2 separate regions of the Homo sapiens genome follow, and region 2 is linked to region 1. Evidence: read pairs that join two places in POLR2A ChIA-PET (ENCODE). Cell type or tissue: IMR-90. All regions are shown on one strand. Links, peaks and the distances in the headings refer to the core of each region. The heading gives the core; the rest is flanking DNA.

Region 1 (9,835 bases), core at 1,282-9,281:
ACTCATTTTCTTCCATAGCAAATAATTTTGCTCTGAGAAAGCCATTTTAAACTCTTAAAAACTTTCCCATTTGGAGTGTACTGCATAATTGGTGAAAACGTTAGTTTCACCTCTAGGTTAAAATATCTGTGTTTAGTATGTTTTCTGTGCTTGATGAAAGGTAGTGCTGAAATTGCAGTGTTAAAATCAGGTGGTCAGAAATGGGTTACAAGCCCCAGCCTAAACTTGGTATGTGTGAGAGACTTGATCTTTATTCTAGCTTACATTCATTCTTGTTTACATATGCTTTTAAGTTTAGCTCCTCTACTTTTGTATTTGCTTTGTTCAATCTATAGCAGTCACTTTTTTTGAGATGGAGTCTTGCTCTGTTGCCAGGCTGTAGTGCAGTGGTGTGATCTCAGTTCACTGCAACCTCTGCCTCCCAGGTTCAAGCGATTCTCCTGCTTCAGCCTCCCGAGTAGCTGGGATTACAGGCCCCCACCACCATGCCCAGTTGATTTTTGTATCTCTAGTAGAGATGGGGTTTCACCATGTTGGCCAGGCTGGTCTCCAACTCCTGACATCTTTATCCACCTGCCTCGGCCTCCCAAAGTGCTGGGATTACAGGCGTGAGCCACCGCGCCCGACCAGCACTTTTAAGAGCTTTTAAACTTTAAAATTATATCAGAAGCCATTTTAAGATGAAACCAGGTGGCATACTTTAAAGGCCCCCCAAATACTCCAAATATTGTCAAATATATAGATGGTTACTATTTGCGATTTTCTTAAAAGAGCAGCCCTAAAGAAAAGAACTTATATAAAGTGATTGTGTTTTTTTCCCTCAATAAATACAGCCTTACCTAAAGTTCAGAGAATAAGTTTGCTAATAAAAGCAATGACCTAGCAAAATGTATTATTCCATCATTGCTATGGAAACCAAAGTATTCAACAGTTCCTTTGAATGGGTTGTTGGATTAGTGTGAGGACTTGAATCTCCCGAGGCTAGATGTTACTATGGAAATTGAGTTTTGATAAATGAAGTAGTTATCTCTAACTGCTGCATTAAAAAGTAAAAGCCTTTGAACAAAGGTCAGTGCTGAGGTAGAGCCCTAAGAGGAATATGGTTGCAGACATTTTGTATGCATGTTAGGAAGCATTGCTTGATATCCCAGTGATAAACACTACTTACTAAAATCCGATGACAATGTTGTAGATTCCAGGGCTTTTTGAGAAACTGCTTTTAAGGAGAAGGCATCTTATGTATTTATCTATGAAATGAGCGGGCTGTTTTGGCCTGAGGTTTTTGCATGGAGACAAACTGATTACATAAGAGGAAGGATCCTTCATAGGCAGCCCAAGGTAGAAATTTTTATAGTTAAACACAAATGAATTAAGCATGTTATAAAAACTCCAACTTAAAGTTTTCAAAATACAAATGACAAGTGCCAGGAAAATATTCCATGTAGAAATACCAAAATGTCCTTTTACAGAATATAAATGGAAATATAAAGACATTTGAACTATTGTTTTTTTCACTTTTGGAAGTCCTTGAGAGATAGGAGGGAACACATTTTCCTGGGTTTAAAGTCTCCTAATAAAAGAGCACAATTGCATATAACGATGTAATCAACTACTTATTGCAGGGATGTAGTCAAACCCATATCTGAATAGCCTTTCACCCCGTCAGGGTTTAGTGCCCTGAATGCTTATACCTGCGATTCAGGAACTTGACCTGCCGGCAAATACATTTAATCGTGGGTTGTCTTAACAATGCTTGTACTAATAAAAACAGACTGAAAAGAAGACCGAGACCTGGTTTGGGTCCCTTGCATCAGCTTTTTCACCTGACCATAAACATTGTGGCCTTCAACATCTAATGAATGAGAACATGTAATCCAGTTTAATAAAGTTTTGTTTGATAGTCTTTCAAATGCCTTGGGGAGGGTTTGTAGCAGACTTGTTCATCTGGCTAAACCTGTTCTTGGGTAATCATAGAGCATTGAGGTTGTTTTCTCCTCATTTCTCATTTCTAGACAATGCCTTTTAAAATTACCTGTTCTCTCATTGCATCCTCCCCACCCTGCCCGCCTGTTGTTTTTAAATGAATGTATCTGAAGCCAGCAAAGGTGTTTTTTTTTTTTCTTTCCCTTTAAGGCCCAGGTAGAACAGTTAGGACAGTTTTTCTAAATTACTTCTCTTATGTAATAGCTTTTTTTGGTTTTCTTTCTGTCCTCCTCCTCCCTCTCGGACCGTTGATCAGAGGACTTTAAAAACCACACAACAGTTGATGACATAAAATACTCTTTAAATGATTGTCGTTTTACAGGCAGAATGTGAAGCACCCTAGCATTTCTTTGGAAAATAATTGTAATTGCTTTAAAATGTCAAGTTACCTTATGTTTTAAAAATAATTTAGGCAATGAAAACAGCCTACATCTGAGTTTAATTACTTCTTCTGGATTTTTAGATTGGAAGTGCTTCTTTAACTTGGGTTGCAAATTGAACCTAAGCAAATAATAGTCTTAACAAAATAGAACTTTTTAAGTAATCTGAGATGACAGAGTAGATGATATATCAGTTTCTTAAACCAGAAGTATAGCATTCAAGTCTTCTAAGTTCATATACTTTGATTTCTTTATCAGGAAATCGCATATAAATAATACAAAGTTCTGTCTTCTTTGTGTGATTAGACAATACTGGAAACATTTGCTTCTATTCTAGGGAATAATTATATTTTATTTATATCTGTACATACATAGTATAGCATAAGGCCTGTAGAAGCACCCCTTATAGATGTGGATGTTCGCATGTATTATTTGTAGTATGTGTGTGTATACATTTATCATGCCTTTGGTGAGAAATAATTATGGCTGCTTCTAGGTAACAATGTCAATGAGTGGTGTATTTCCAATTCAAAATATTTGTACTTTTAACAGCATTTAAATGAACATTGTACTGAAATTTGTATGCCTCATGATGTCTACAAGGGGCGGAACACATTGCTATTACTCTAAAGTTGCTCCCAAGTATACTGTTTTGTCTTTATAAATCAACATGACTGATAAACTGTCTATTGCAACCAGTATTATATGCTCACATACCTTACTTTTTTCTTTAATATAATGAACATTTAAAATAATGTCTAAGTTTGCAAAGGTTTGAGGCAAGTTGAAATCAGTAGGAAAATATATTGACTGTATCTTCAAACAAAAATTTGTAGAAATTTAAAAAGTTCTTACCAGAGAAAAAGTTCTGAAAAAGTAAACCATGAACTCAACACAGATGTTTGAAGTCCTAGCGGTTCCCTTCATGTGCGTGGATATACACTTAACCTTAGAGAATATGGAAAAGCTGTTGGGAAATCAGGGTACGGTAACGTTTCTAGATTTTTTCTTTCTTTTTTTTCCCCCGTTTCAGCTATCTGGAACAGGGCAAGAAATTAGCATTTGTACAAAGAAAGTCTTTGAACAACACACACTTGGCTCAAGTATTCCTCAGACCCAGACTCCATGCATTGGACTCTGTGTGTACTAAGTGATCCCAGAGTGGCTTACTGGAGATTGACAATGGAAAAGGACAATTTGAAACACGCCCGTAGGAGAAAATGGAAACATTGTACAAATAACATAGGAACACAAAATTCACTCTTCTTTTTTTTTTTTTTTTGAGATGAAGTCTCGCTTTCGTCCCCAGGCTGGAGTGCAATGGTGCGATCTCGGCTCACTGCAACCTCCACCTCCCAGGTTCAAGCGATTCTCCTGCCTCAGCCTCTCAAGTAGCTGGGATTACAGGCGCCTGCCACCACGCCCGGCTAATTTTTGTATTTTTAGTGGAGACGGGGTTTCACCATGTTGGCCAGGCTGGTCTCGAACTCCTGACCTCAGATGATCCACCCGCCCCAGCCTCCCAAAGTGCTGGGATTACAGGCGTGAGCCACCACGCCAGACTCACAAAATGGACTCTTAAAGCACTGTGTTCAAGATTCCCTGTTTAGGAAAGATTTCCACATTAAGTCCTGGAAAGATTTTTAGTGGAAGCCTAGTTTGTAAAGGGGTTACATTCCCATTTTCTGCCTTACTGTCTTTTGCAGAAGACTTTATTGCCTACTGACATGTGTAGTAAGATGTTATTAGTTATACTTCGTATAATCTGTACTTGAGATTTGCTGCTGAATATATTGACTTTCAGTTTGGGTACTAAAAGATCCTTAGATATGAATTTCTTTTCTAGGGCCTGGCACAGTGGCCCACACCTGTAATTCTGGCACTTGGGAGGCCGAAGCAGGTGGATCACCTGAGTTTAGGGGTTCGAGACCAGCCTGGCCAACAAGGCAAAACCCCATCTCCACTAAAAATACAAAAATTAGTCAGGCGTGGTGGCACATGCCTGTAGTCCCAGTTACTCAGGAGGCTGAGGCAAGAGACTCGTTTGAACCCACGAGGCGGAGGTTGCAGTGAGCTGAGATCGTGCCACTGCACTCCAGCCTGGGCAACAGAGTGAGACTCCATCTCAAAAAAAAAAAAAAAAAAAAAAATTCCTTTCTAGGTCTTTGCTCCAAAGTCATTTTTCATGGAATATATTAAACATAGCTTTTGGTTTTAAAATCTCGATAATATTTGGCTGGGCGCGGTGGCGGCTCACGCCTGTAATCCCAGCTCTTTGGGAGGCGGAGGCAGGTGGATCACCTGAGTTCAGGGGTTCGAGACCAGCCTGGCCAACATAGTGAAACCCTGTCTCTACTAAAAATACAAAAATTAGCTGGGCATGGTGGCACATGCCTATAGTCCCAGCTACTTGGGAGCCTGATGCAGGAGAATTGCTTGAACCTGGGAGGCAGAGGTTGTGGTGAGCCAAGATCATGCCACCACACTCCAGCCCGGACAACAGAGCAAGACTCCATCTGAAAAAATAATAATAATAAAAAATAAAAAATCGATAATATTGACAATAAAGATATTTTCATTGCAGGTACTTACTAAAAGCAACATTCAGTGTTCTGAACATAAGTTACTCTTCTTTTTGTGGAACTGTGGGAAAAGGGTAAAAGGCTTTTTAGGAAAACTGTATACAAAGGTTTTCACTCTGGGCCTTAATGGATGGAGATCTTACAATGTGAATCGAGAAATAATAGTGGTTAAATGTGTAACCTGTTTTATTGGTAGAGATAACACAGGCAAAATCTTTTTTGCAGGAAGAGATTTAGGACTCAGTGGTTTTTTGAGTCTCTATTTGAAAACTATTGCAGAGGAAGTATCACATTTATTAGCCTTTAGTATTAGATTTTATTAAACATTCTTTTCATTCTTTTCCATTTTTTTTTCATTTGCAGCTTTGAAATTTATTTTGTGTATTGATAATTTCAAACAATTTTTTTTTAAAGTAGTAGCTTAAGAGACTTGCTGGTTCAGACCCCAGGAAAGGTATTTATGAGCATGAAAGCTTAGAAGCAATTTCTTTTTAATGACTCACTGGGAAGATTAAACTTTGCTTCTAGGACTTGTTCTTTCTTCTGAGAAACATTTACATAGGAAATTGATTAAACATTGTTTAGAGATGATAAAGCTTATCAAAAGTTAAGTATAATTTGATTCAGCAAATATTTTTTACTGGTTTTGTGGAGAATCCAAAGATGAATAATCTCTTCTTGCCCTTTTGTTCATAGACTAAATAGAATTGCTGGAGTGGAGATAGAAATAATTAGTCTTGAAAGTAGAGAGTAATGTTTTTAAAAAATAATAATACAGTCACCCAAGAATTTGGCAGATATTTTTGGTTCTATAGAATGTAGTAGCTGTTTACTTGATGGCCTACATCGTTTCTAGTGAAAGATTAGAAATAATGTCCTACTTTAGTAAAAGTATCTCCGTAGCAGCATTCCTAGTCTGTTAGCCAGTATTATTTATATTCAAGGATCTCAAACAACAACTCTTATTAAGGATAAGTTACAGTTTTAGAAGTGCACAGTAGGTAACTTTTACCTAAAAATATCTATATAGAAGAATAAATTTATTTTTGGCTACTTTATGAAAAGGTAAACCTTTACGAGTTGGGAGGAGACCTACTGGTCAGGGTCACCATGTGAAGTGCAAATTAAAGGGAAGGTTATCTAGTACTCATTCCATACTGGGAAAAAATGAAAATAGAGGATTTTTCTGTTTTGCTTACAAAAAGAAAAGGTGAAATTCCTCATTGACACTTTAACGTCAGTGCGAACTCCCATTATAAGAAAGTGAATCCGAGTGTTGTCTCGTTATCAGGAGACGGAAGAATTGGTATTTGATTTCATTAACTCTATTAATGACAGGGGATAGTCTTCATAATGTTTACTGGGAACCCAGAGGAGAAGTAGCAGTAGTTTAGGAGCCCAGAGATTCCAAATCTCTGCTAGGATGTAGACTGTAAGTGTAACCCCTGACATCGTGATCCCACCCATTCCCTCTCTGGGTTTGGCAGATCAGTGCTTTCTGGCCCTGGGAGAAGTCCCCTCGCTGCCTTTGACCAGTGCTAGGGGCTCTAGTATGTCTTGGCTTTCCTGAAGTCCAGTCCAGTTCTACCTAAGACAATTTGTTTAAACAGAGTTTATCCCTGTATAACTTCAGAATGGACAATAACTCATTCGATTATTTTCTCTGGAAGTGGCTCAAAACATGGTTCTCACCTAAATGCGTATTACCAGATTACTCTCAGTGGTCCTGGGCAGGGCAAAGCCAGGCAAAAGCCCTGCTGCAGGAGGGTCCACAGAAGAATAAAAAGCTGACAGCCTCACAAGAACCTTTTATGCCTTCCCTCCTTTTCTTTAATCAGAATAACTGAGTTGTTTTCAAGATGCATTAGGGAAAGTGTGGCATTACAGCAGGAATAGAAGATAGTCTCTGCCCTTGAGGAACTTTAAAAGCTAGTTAAGGAGGCAAAATACAACTATTTGAAGCCTTCCTAAAGCAGTATATGTGCAAGTGCAAATTGATAGCTCAACAGAAATTTCAGTGATGGGGATACAGAGAAGTGAAATGATCTCTCCTGGTCTGTTCAGAGGCTTTCTAGAAGGAGTGAGGTATCGGATTTTAAAGAAAGTGATAAATATAAATTGAGGAGAGAAAGGAATTTCTCTTTTGTTGCTTTTGTTTTTGTTTTTGGCAATCAGCTTCCTTAGGTTGAATGGGCACAATATTGATGGTGTTATCTGGTAAATAATTAGATGCATTTACAAATGCTAATAATACTAATCTTTGATATGGACCTTCTGTTCCAAGTATAGGAAATGTGTGACAATGAGTTTTAATAGAAAGGTTTTTGATGGAAAATTACTGGCATAGACGTAAAAATATGAATTAGTGAGCTAAAATCATCCTCCTACTTTATCTCTTTTCTTAGATATCTAAATCATTTTCCTATGAATTTCTTTAATAAGTGTTTCCTATTTTTCTCCCTTTTGATTTTTAGAAGCAAATCTAATATGAGCCTATTTCAGAGACTAAATTTCGTAAGTCTCAAATGATGGGAAAAATCTAATTATTATTGAATTGCATGAAAATATTTTCCTCTTGAAATAAGAGCCCATTTTGAGCTTCAAGGACTCTTAAGTTCTAAGAGTTTAGATTAGGTTGAAATAATTTATTCTACTTTAAAAGTTTGGATTGTTTAGGTTCGCAGAACAAGATACAAGATTTTAAGTTCTTTGAGGCCAGAAACCAAGTCTTATTTGAGTTTTGCAAGGCATTTAGTACAGGTTACACCTTCACTAATAAACAGTGACTTTAATTCTCATGATATTTTAGCTTTATCAGATATTGATTGAGTTGTCTTTTAGTCACCAGGAAGGAAACCGATGTGTAAATTTGCTGCAATAAACTTTTAAAACATTATCTAAAATAACTATTTTAAGATAAATATTTTATCAGTGATTTTTATTCTTTTGTTAGAAGAATCTATGTAGAACATTTTAGGGAAAGGCCTTGGTATGTCTATTGAATGTGTTCAGCAGAGCAGAGAAACTTCCCATTCCATTGTGATAGGTTCAGAAGTCATTCAGAGGGGGGAAAAAAAAGGACAATTTTCAGTTTGTTGCTGAGGATTTTTAAAATGGCTTACAAACATGTTCCACTAACCCACTGAAATTCACTTACCCTGGGGGAAAGGAGCTATCGTTAGGTGATACCTGGGAATTGGCAATACCTGAACAGTGCTCAGGACCCCACAGGCCCCACAGAGGCTGGCACTGCCAGGTTGTGCTCTCTGTTTCAGATCGTCTGGGGTTCAAGGCTTGCTGTGAGTCCATTAAGCCATTCCTTAGCTGACCTTCGCAAGTGGCTTTAGAATCTGGAAATGAATTTGAACAATATGTATGTGTTCCTTAAATCGTTCAAAGAGAGTGTATTAGTGTTTGCTAATGGAAGATTTAAGTGAGACATTAAGGAAAAGTGGCAGACCAGGATTCTTAATGTGGAGCTCATCGTTTTGCTTCTAACTCTACGGGGTTATTGTGAGGAAGCGAGATAATGAGAAGTACCTCGCTCTGGAGTATGTGCTCCATGGCTGCTGGTGCCTGCTCCCTTTTCCTTTTACCGGTAATGTTTCTGCTTAACATTTTTGTAAAGTATGTTAATGACTTTATCAGCGTGGATAGTATGCATGTTTAACTTGAACATAGTTTTCAAAGATTAGAGATTCTAGCAAAATACTCCTGTAATTTAAAAACAGAATGAGAAAACACATACTTTGAGATAAAGTGGGAGCTTGTTTTCTGTGCTGTACAAACTTGTCACTTTTTTCTTTTTGCCTTTGGAAAGTTTCACGTTAACAGCATGAGAACTTAAAAATACAGTTGATGTTGAAAGAGCTTAACTAAATATTTTAAATTGGTGGTATTGGAAAGAGATTCTGTAAAAATCCAATTAAACTTTTGAAAGCTCTATCCTGTTGAAATATAACTTAAAGGAAGTCAGTTTGGTTTCCCAGAAGTACTGTGCATAGTGTTTCTGGCTGAGGAAGAAAGGCCCAAGTCTGCTGTTTGGCCAGAAATTGGGTACCAGTTTCCTCTACGATGTTTTACTTGAACGGTGTTGACACTTGAACAAATCCCATAGAAACTGCCCCAAGTGGGGGGATAGTTGTCCTTACTTTTATGGTAAGACTTGGCCCCAGTAACTAACATTCCAGACACTGGTAGTATTCTTGGCTGAATACTCTATAGATGTGCATAAATTGAGAGCAAAACCCCAAATGTTTTAGAAACTTTAATGGCTACCGTATTTCAAGCAATCAGTAAAGTAAACTTTAAAAAATACTGGTGCAGTTTATTGCTTCATAGCCAATAAAAATAGTGAACAAAAAGAGTCTAGTGTCCCTTGTTTCTTACATAAACTCTGAAAATTCAGTTCTGCTATTTAATTATTAAATTCAAAAGACTAGAATGATTTCTTTTAAAATTGGGAGCACTATAGGAATTTTTTTCCTTGTCTCAGACATCAGAAATAACTTTTTCTTTCCATTAAATGACAGTAAAGTATTTAACCAATATGTTTGTTTCTGTGGTTTATTTTTCACAGGGAACAAAAACTAATAGTACTGTGCAAAAATTTTTTTTGTGATCAATTTACATCTACAAATGTGATAGCTATATTTACTACTGGTGTTAAAATATTTCTATATATCAGACATTTTATGTGATTGTAAGTGACAGAACGTGATTTATACTTTGTTTTGTAAATGGCTTGAGTGTCTTAGGTTAAATTTCTGGTTAGAATCTACTATGAGGGGAGAAAAAACTTCTAGAATTGAGATGTTCATTTTTAAAGTGGATTGATAGGAACCAGAAAGGGAATTAAAACAAAAACTGTCTGGGTCAGAGGCAGAGGAG
Region 2 (9,835 bases), core at 654-8,653, 250 kb before region 1:
AATTGCTAACAATAAATGCAGGAGATTTTTAAATTCAAAATACGAAAGTAATAATTTCGTTTAAGGGGAAATTGTCCAATTGAAAAATTGTAAATAAAGTGCTGGTCGAATATGTGCATTCTTATACTGCACTTAGACTTGCTTCTGTTTATACTTGCATATGGTGTTTATATTTAAAGGAAATTTATAAATATATACATATATATACACTATGTATATAACATTAATAATATACTCTGTATATTTATTCTTCCATGGAACTACTCTCTGAATATCCTAAAATACTCTGCATATTTCAGAGTCAGATGATCTTTACCTTTTTAGATCTTTGCAGTTGCACTCACAGAAAACACTGCTTCTTTGGAACTCATCATCTGGATACCCCAACTTACAGTATTCTTCATTTGCAGACCACTGGGACATTCCTCTTTGTTTAATGAAAGCCTTGCTCTAGATTTAGTCTTCCTTTCCACTTCAGCTGCTACCTAGGTTACTTATGTGATTAATTCATCTATAGCCTTGGCCTTGAATTTTATTGATCTCATCTCTAGTGATTGCCTTTTCTCCATTTTAACACTCAGTCTTATAGCCCACATTTGGTTCCTTGCCATCCAGAACTGATTTACTTCTGAAGTTACCAATTCACTTTCATCCACTAAACATCTTATTTCCTATATTTTTTATGTTTTACCATTGTCTGCTTTCAACTTGTCTTTAACAGAATTTCCAATCCATATAATTTGTTTCTTTATCAATCCTTTCCTAAATTTATTTTCTTCCCTTGCCACCATGTTATCAGTCTTAAACTTTTTTTTTTTTTTTTTTTTTTGCCAGTATCATCTAATTCCTCTCCCAGCTTTCTTTTTATCAAACCAGACTGAAAAACTCTCAACTCTTTATTTTTCTAGCTGAGCACTACTGGCAAAAATCACACAAGCAGTAACAAGCACTGTCAGTTTATTGTTATCAGCCTCAAATGGACCCACACAATTGGTCGTAATTCTATTATTTCTAGTTCTCTCATTTTTCGCAGAGATTACTTAAGGCAACCAGCCACTCTTCTTACATCTCCAGTTTTCCACGTTTCTTGTCGCATTCAGCAGATGACTTGGTATTTCATTTCACAGAGAAAATGGAAATCTTCAGATGAGAACTCCCACAGTGTCCTTCCAACAAATCTACTCACATCTGCACTCATTCTGGTTTGTTTGTTCTTAGTGTTTATAATGGAAAGAGTCTCGCCCTCAAGGGATGGGAAAATCATATGCCTCTAGAAACCAGGTGGATAATATAAATTTGTGAAGCCGTAGGGTAAGATTAGGCTGTGGCCTGTAGCAAATTGATAAGAGCTATCTAAATTATTCAAGTTGTTAATACTCTGTATCAGCTGGAAAAAAGCCTGCCTTGATGAACATGGCCTCTGATCTAAGACTAATCTGCACATCTAAGCTGTGGATCCCATCTCCTAAAGCCCTTTTCAGGAGTATGCTTCATTCCCCTGAGTATGCCCCCTTTTCTCCAACAGTAATTCATCTTTTGCTGTTGTTTCTCACCAATATTTGAATATTGTCAAGCTTGTTTCATTTTTTAAAACCTTCATTGGCCCTGTTTTCTTCTCTAGCTACTATACTTTCTCCACTTTTACTATTAAACTGTAGAAAGAGTTGCCGACTGATTTGGATTTGACAAACTTAGATTGGAGTCCTCACTCTACTACTTACGAGCTCTGAGACTTTCCAAGCCTCAGTTTTTTTCATCTGTGAAACTGGGGATAATTTTTAGATCCCATCATAAGTGTTAAGTCGACAATGTATATAAAATAGCCAAAAAAGAGGACATACTGAGTATTTAGATATATTTGTTTTAGTCCCTAACACTCTACCTTCTGCCCCTACCGCTAAATACTTTAAAGGCTTTTTGTTGGTTCTCGGTAATATTTCTTAGTACCAATCAGTAGTGTTTCTCAATATTATTGACTGCTTCAAAGCACTGTCTTCCACTGTTTTTCCTGACACACACCCCTGGTTTACCCATTGTTTCTGCGAATACTCCTTTGGGTTTTTTGGGATCCCTGTTTTTTGCCCATCCTTTAATGTTTATATTCCTTGTATTTATGTTCCTCCAAATTCTGTCATGGCGTTTGCACAGTTATTAAGCTGTTAATTTGGCTATGATCTCTTTGGAAGCCAAAGCAAAGAGGAAGCATTATAACAATATTAATTTATAGTTAATCAGCATTTACTACGTTAGACATTTTTATAAGCACTTTACATGTATTACTTGATATATGCTTCACAAGAACTCTGAGGTAGGACACCAGAATAGAGAGGTAAACTAACGTGCACAGAGTCTTACTGCAGGAATTCAGTTTTAGACAGTTGAATTCTGGAGCTTGCCTTCCTAGCCATAACACTATACTCTCTTCCAAAACAGTGACATGATTAATGATGTTTAGAAGGATAAAGCATTCTTCAGAAGAACTAAAGATTCTTGTAGGACTTAGGTCCGAAATGATATATGTGATGATCTTTCGGGAGGTGATAGCGTATCCTCAGCTGTAATCCCATAATAAGTACCATAGTAACATTCCATTCTCATGGAAAACTTCAGCGTAGAACAAGAACATAATACCATACCAAAGCAAAACACACTGAATGTAGTTTTTCCATAATTACTTCTCTCAAATAGCCCTTTGATAGAAATTTGGGGACTAAAATAATCAAAGTTACATTTAGTAGTTTAAAAAGGACAAAATCGTCTTACTCATCTTTGTATCTGTAGTGCCTAATCCGTGACCAGTCACACAGAAATGATCCAGTCAGTATGTGTGGAGTGAACATGACCTCATTTAGCTGGCCAGCTACTTAAGCAGTAATGACTTAACACAGGATGCATTTAACATGCCAGCTTCTGAAGGTGGAGTTGATGATTGGTTGCAAGATTTGATGAGTTCAAAGAAGGAAAATAAGTAGGAATTTAGTCCCGTCTGCTTCCCCTCCCAGCTTCCCATATTTAATCATTTCTTTTTTAGCTTTTATTTAATTCTTATTATATACCTGGCAGTGTTTAAAGTGGTGGAGGTCCAGCGTTGAGCAAGACAAAATCCCCACCCTTAAGATGTTTACACTCTGGTGAGATAAAGAGAAAACTAATGTGATGGTAATGATACAGTGAGATCAGTGCTCTGAAGGAGACAAGCATTTAGATTATATGCAGGTATTCAGGCAGTGGGAACAGGTTAGAAGCAGCATTAGTGGGTTCAGACAATTTCAGATCTCCATTAGGGTTGGAGGGTGAAGTGTGAATGTTAGGAATGGTGAGAAATGGGGCTTGTAGGAAGCAGCACCAGATTGTAAAGAACCTTGTGACCAACTTTAAGGTTTTTACTTCCATTGCTCTTCCCATATCAGCAATGCCTTTCTTAACATGCTACTGACATGGGGAGAGTAGAGGGAAGAACAATGTAAAGATGTGTTTCGAGGGTCACACGATTCCTTTTTTTCTGAGTAACACAATTGGAACTGCATGTTTAATCTCTTCATTAATTATTTTTCATTGTAGATACTGATATCCATATGACTTTTCATCTCTAAACTGTAAAATCCTCAAGAACAGGAAGTGTGTTTTATTCACTTCTGTATCTTCAGCATCTGATAGTAACTCAGTAAATGTTTTTAAAAAGTCATTTAACATTTGTAGTCATTTTATGTTTTAGCCTAGTAACTAAAACATAGTTGTTGTGTTATTTATTTGAAAAACAGTTTAAGTTTTAAACAACTGAGTTTACAGACCACTCTGTGAACTTAAGATTACTTGCCTTTGAATAGGGAAAAATTACTAAATTTAAAAATTGAGGAATTTTTTTTACTGTTTAATTACAAGGACAATCACAGCTTAACAGAAGACTTCAATACAGAATTTGGGCAACTATGTTAAGTGTTTAGTCTGAAATGTGTTATTATTCCTTTGGTTTATAGACATATGAGGAAGATCGAAAAAACTACTCTGAAGTTCAAATTAGATGTCAACGTTTGGCCTTAGAATTAGCAGACACAAAACAGTTAATTCAGCAAGGTGACTACCGTCAAGAGAACTATGATAAAGTCAAGAGGTAAGTAGTTAAAATGGCTGCAGTAGTAGTTCTCTATTTTTAGGGTGCATCAAAGTCACCTGAGTTTTTACCAACAATCAGTTGTTAATTTTACTTTTACCTTATTCTTCTTTGCACAAATGCATGCAGTTTTGGCAGTTTGTTGGGTTTATATTGTATTTTTATATTGGTTGTTTTTGTTTTATTTAGATGTCACTGCTGTCTTAAAATGTAAACAGAGATAGAAACCCAGTAAAATCACACGTGTGTAAATATTTTTTCAGTGTTATTTGATGATTATTTTTATGTAGTGGAATCAATTTAAATACTTAACAGTTTTCCCTGAAGTTTTTTTCAGCTGTTTCTTCCTGACAAAAGACACACACTCTTTCAAAAAAAAAATGACACTTTCTGAAAATATGTTTCCTAATATTTGCTACTTATAGCAAATACCTTTTTTTAACTGGAATATTCTTTTCTGTTGTTTGTTCAGTAATTTAATGAGCTGCTACTTAGCTGTATGTCCCTCAGTACATCTCTTTTCATTCTGAGCCTAAGTTTCATCATTTATGAGATGTTGCTAATACGGATAACTGCACTATATAAACTAAGATCAAATAAATATGAAAGCCTTTAAATATATATGTACTGCATATGTAATATAAATGGAATGACCTTATCTTAATTGTTCACTCCACTTGAAATAATTCTTAAAATGTAGTAGTCAGTGAATATTTGTTAAATGAATGAATGATTTAAATTGTGTAATTTAAATTACAAATTGCATAATACCGTATGTGAATTTGCAAAGATTTGTGGATAGAAGATTGTCATTTCTACTCCCATTATGACTGACACATGGTATTTCTTATGTATATGGCATTATGCCAAAATATGATAATTATTGGAGCTTTAAATCCATGAGAGCTGTGCTCAGTGGGCTCTGGAATAAAGCTGGAGTTCAAAAGAAGCATTTAAAAATGAAGTAGAGGGCATAGTGGCACATGCCTTTAGTCCCAGCTACTTGGGAGATTGAGGTGGGAGGACTGCTTAAGCCCAGGAATTCGAGGCTGCAGTGAACTATGATCATGCCACTGCACTCCAGCCTGGTGGCAGAGTGAAACTTCATCTCTTAAAAATATAAAATAAAAAAGAATAAAAATGAAATAGATTATGATGCTAAGATGATACCAGTTGGTATTTTCATGTCCCCTCTGCCACTATCAGTCTATAGCAATGACAGATACAATATAAAAAGAGAAAACTAAAAAGCACAGTCATCAGAATAATCCATCGGGGCCACGGATGATCATTGAAACAAGATGAGTCATGAGTTGATAATTACTGAATTTGGGTGATGGGAGCATGGGTGTTCATTATATCACCTCTATTTTTACATATGTTTTCATTTACTATAATAAAAACCTAGGAAAGAAAAATATAACCTTGATCAAAAAGCATGATAAGCATCTTTATGGTAGAAATGGAATAGTAAAACAAGAAAGGACTCAAACTATGACCCTTTTTAGTTCACTCAGCAGAATGAATGAGTTTAAAAACATCGGTCATAAAATATAAGATAAACTGGGGAAGAAAAAAAAGCCCTTTTATGCCCCGGGTAAATTCTCACAAATGTACAAAAGGAAACAGGTGTATGGATGTTAATTGTGTCATTATTAAAAGAAATTCAAATGCTTTTCAGTAGCAGAATGGAAAATAAATTGAGATTTACTCTGCAATATAATTTTATGTAGCAGTTAAAATCATTAAATTAGATCTGAATGTATCACTTTTTTTTACTAAAAGTTCCTTATTTTCTGGCATAACATAATGTTCCTAGTTTTGGTTTTCGTTTGTTGGTTTTGTAATTTCATTGCCTCAGCTCTTTGTCTAAGAAGTCTTGATCTCTTAGTGGGGAATGCTATTTAGAAATTTAGGATTTGGGTGCTATGGTCATGGCTACATTGGTCATTATTTCTAGGCCCTTTGAGTAGGCAGAGAAAGTAGAGGGAGAATGAGGAGGAGGCTTAACACACTATGGATGAGATCATACTGATACTTCTTTTTTTTGAGACAGAGTCTCACTTTGTCACCCAGGCTGGAGTGCAATGGCACGATCTCGGCTCACTGCAACCTCTGCCTCCCAGGTTCAAACAATTCTCCTGCCTCAGCCTCCCAAGTAGCTGGGACTACAGGTGTGCGCCACCATGCCCAGCTAATTTTTTTTTTTTTTTTTAAGTAGAGACATGGTTCCATGGTTGACCAGACTGGCCTTGAACTCCTGACCTCAGGTGATCTGCCCACCTTGGCCTCCCAAAGTGCTGAGATGACAGGTGTGAGCCTCTGCACCCAGCCCACGTTGATACTTCTAATTCCAATTCAACACTGCAACAGCCACTTGGATGAGGTGCCAACTGGCTAAATATAGCAAACTTGAATATCACAATAAATATTGGCAATAATGAATTACAGTCCATTGAATAGAATAAGAGTTTATAAGTGCAGGCTAATAATAAATACAGAAAGAGGATCTTAAAATTTTTTTAATACATCATCTTTACCATTTTTAAGTGTACAGTTCAGTGGTAATAAATATATCCTTTTTGGGAAAGAGGATCTTTATGGTTGAAATCCAAGCAATAAATGTATATGCATGTAAGAATGACCATTTTGTAGCCGCATAATAATATTGATTCAGAATCATCATTGGAATATAAAACCATGAAGTATAAGTATGTTAGGGAATAGGATATTTACACAAAGCATCTCTTCACAATTACTTACTAATTTTAAAGGGCAAAAGGATACCTTTATAGTTAAACTCTGGCAGATGCTACCTTAACCTAGTGATCAAAGTTACTATCACCAATAATGGGATAAACTGACGTCACATACCTCAGTACATCTTCACATAACATACTGAGAATGCGTTTCTGTATCAGAGAATCATTTCTGAGAATCATTTCTGTAGTATTCCTGCCCAAGTGCCTAACCTGAATCTAATAATGAAGAAACTTCAGACAAGTGAAAATTGAGGAGCATTCTATGATGCAGCTAGCCTCTGCTCTATAAAAAGTCATAAAACACAAGGAAAACTAAGAAATCTTCAAGGTTAAAGGAGACTAAAACCCCATGACATCTAGATGCATGGTAATAGATTATAATATGATGATAATAGATCCTTGGATTACCATTATGGTAATAGAGCCTTGGCTCAGGGAAAAAAAAATTCACAAAGGGTGTTTTGGGAGACAGTTGACAAAATTTGAAAATGGATTGTATGTTAGATAATATTATATTAGGGCTAAGTCTCCTGAATATGATAATTATACTGTGATTATATAAGAGACTATCTTTAATCTTAGTAAATTCACACTAATTATTTAGGGATAAAGGGACCTAATGTCTCAGTTGAGGAAACAAATGCACATGTATGAGTATGTGTGTGTAGGTGTGTATACACATATAGATACATGACCCTTGACCAACATGGGGTCCACTTATATTCAGGTTTTTATCAACCTAACACCAATCGAAAATACAATTTTCACGGGATGTGAAACCTGAGTATACAGAGGACTGACTGTTTGGTGGGATCTGCAACAACTGCAGGACTTCAGCATGTACAGATTTGCATATTCAGGTTGTGGGGGTGGGTCTGGAACCCATTCTCCACATATACCGTTAAGACACCTGCATATATTCACATATATTAACAAGAGAGAGGGTTTGAATAAATATGACAAAGTAATATTTATTTAATATTACAAAACAAATACAACAGTGTTAATGATTGGTAAGTAAAAGCATTAAAAAGAACCAAGCTGGTTACAGCGTGTCATGTCTGTAATCCTAGTGCTTTCAGAAGCACAGGCAGGAGGATCACTTGAGCCCAGGACTTTAAGACTAGCCAGGGCAATATAGCAAGACCGTCTTTACAAAAAAAAAAAAAAAATTAAATTAGGCACATGGTGGCATGCACCTGTAGTCCTAACTCTCTGGCAGGCTGAGGCTGGAGGATCACTTGAGTGCAGTAGTTCAAGTCCAGTCTGGGTGACATAGCAAGACCCCCATCTCATAAAAAAAAAAAAAAATTTAAAAAAAAGATTTTTTAAAAAATTGCATGTGAAAGCACAAAATAAAATTTAAAAATTTTTTTAATTAAAAATAATCTAAACATTCTAAAAATAAAAAAGCACAAAATACGTATAGTAATATGTATCAGAATAGTAATACTGATAGTCATCTTTACTTATTGGGTTTGTAGGTGATTGTTATTTTGTGCTTTGCTCAGTTTTTCTTCAATAAACATAATATTTTGTTAACTAGAAGAAAAAAGGCTTTCTAAACGTTTTTGAAAAACTGATGCAAAGGAAAACAATTCCTAACAGCCCTCTCTGTGGAAATACCAGGTGGGTCAGTGAAATAAAGTGCAAAGGCACTGCTTCTGACTGCAGGGAAGTAGTTAAGAGTTAGTAAATCTGTTTCTCTGCTCATTTTAAAAAATGTGTGTTGTAGGTTTTAGTCCAATTCTTGGTATAACTTTTTTGGGGAACTTGTCTTAAAATGGAAATTAAAATCTGGGTAATCATAAACAATTTGTGAATGAAATAGTCACAAGAATGCCTGCCTACGTATCTACTATGCAATCTAAATGATAAGTTGTATTTTTTTTTTTACCTTAACTGAACTGAAAGCCTAGAGCCATGTATACATTCTTTAAAAGTTTTAACCTCAAGATAAGATTGAAGATGACTAATGAAAAAATACCAAATGTATGTTAGTAAGTTTTATTATTTACTGTACTGGCTTATGTAGTTTGTATATTCCTTAAAGGTAATAAATTGATATGTATGTATTTGAACAAGGTCTGAAACAGAGTCCCTTCTAAATCTGAAAAGTAGGTACTTTATAGTTCATGGAATTACACTGAAGCCCCATTGCTAGTGTCTCTATTCAGCGTCCTAATACATAGTCAACCCTTTTAAAGTGTACGCTGTACAAGGGGATGTAAAATTTACATGTCTCTTTGAATTTTATTTTAACAGTGAACGTGATGCACTTGAACAGGAAGTAATTGAGCTTAGGAGAAAACATGAAATACTTGAAGCCTCTCACATGATTCAAACAAAAGAACGAAGTGAATTATCAAAAGAGGTAAGCTTATAATTAGAGTCACTTATATTATATAGCATAGTATTAGTGAAAAAAATAGCCCAGAGTAGATTTGAAGGAGAGACATTTTTTTTGTTATGTAGTTCCTCCCAAAAAGATAAATTTTTTTTTTTTTTTTTTTTTTTTTTTGAGACAGGAGTCTTTCCCTGTTGACCAGGCTATAGTGCAGTGGTGCGATCTTGGCTCACTGCAACTTCCGCCTCCCAGGTTCAAACGATTCTCCTGCCTCAGCCTCCTGAATAGCTGGGATTACAGGCGTGTGCCACCATGCCCTACTAATTTTTACATTTTTAGTAGAAACAGGGTTTCACCATGTTGGCCAGGCTGGTCGCAAACTCCTGACCTCAAATGATCCACCTGCCTTGGCCTCCCAAAGTGCTGGGATTACAGGTGTGAGCAACCATGCCCAGCCCCAAAAAGAGACTTTTAGTAGCTATTTTTAGATTTTAAAAAAGTTGCATGCTAAGAATTAGCCCTTTTTAAAAGGAAAATTTTCATGTGGTGAATGAAAACATGAAGGAAAGAAATTAATACAGTCAAGCTTGAAAAGTAAGATGGCATCACTGTGGA

Evidence for each region. ChIA-PET counts read pairs that join two places held together with the same protein. Peaks named below come from ENCODE experiments on the same cell type or tissue, not always from the same donor. Only the 100,000 strongest peaks of a DNase experiment are listed, where the experiment ranks them.
Region 2: POLR2A ChIA-PET joins it to region 1 with 15 read pairs; 3 of 35 experiments call an interaction of 5 or more read pairs at or near these places.

What each region holds. Positions count from the first base shown.
Region 1 is chr13:73,064,214-73,074,048 of GRCh38, forward strand. The region is part of intron 3 of KLF5 (KLF transcription factor 5); the gene reads left to right. Among named protein-coding and RNA genes, the nearest start is that of KLF5, 10 kb to the left of the region's middle. In IMR-90, for the core only: no CTCF peak of the experiment used is centred there; a DNase peak (open chromatin) is centred at 5,418; H3K27ac peaks cover 485 bases.
Region 2 is chr13:72,817,872-72,827,706 of GRCh38, forward strand. PIBF1 (progesterone immunomodulatory binding factor 1) reads left to right here. Exons shown (of 18, transcript NM_006346.4): 6 at 3,978-4,111; 7 at 9,139-9,247. Among named protein-coding and RNA genes, the nearest start is that of PIBF1, 41 kb to the left of the region's middle. In IMR-90, for the core only: no CTCF peak of the experiment used is centred there; a DNase peak (open chromatin) is centred at 2,840.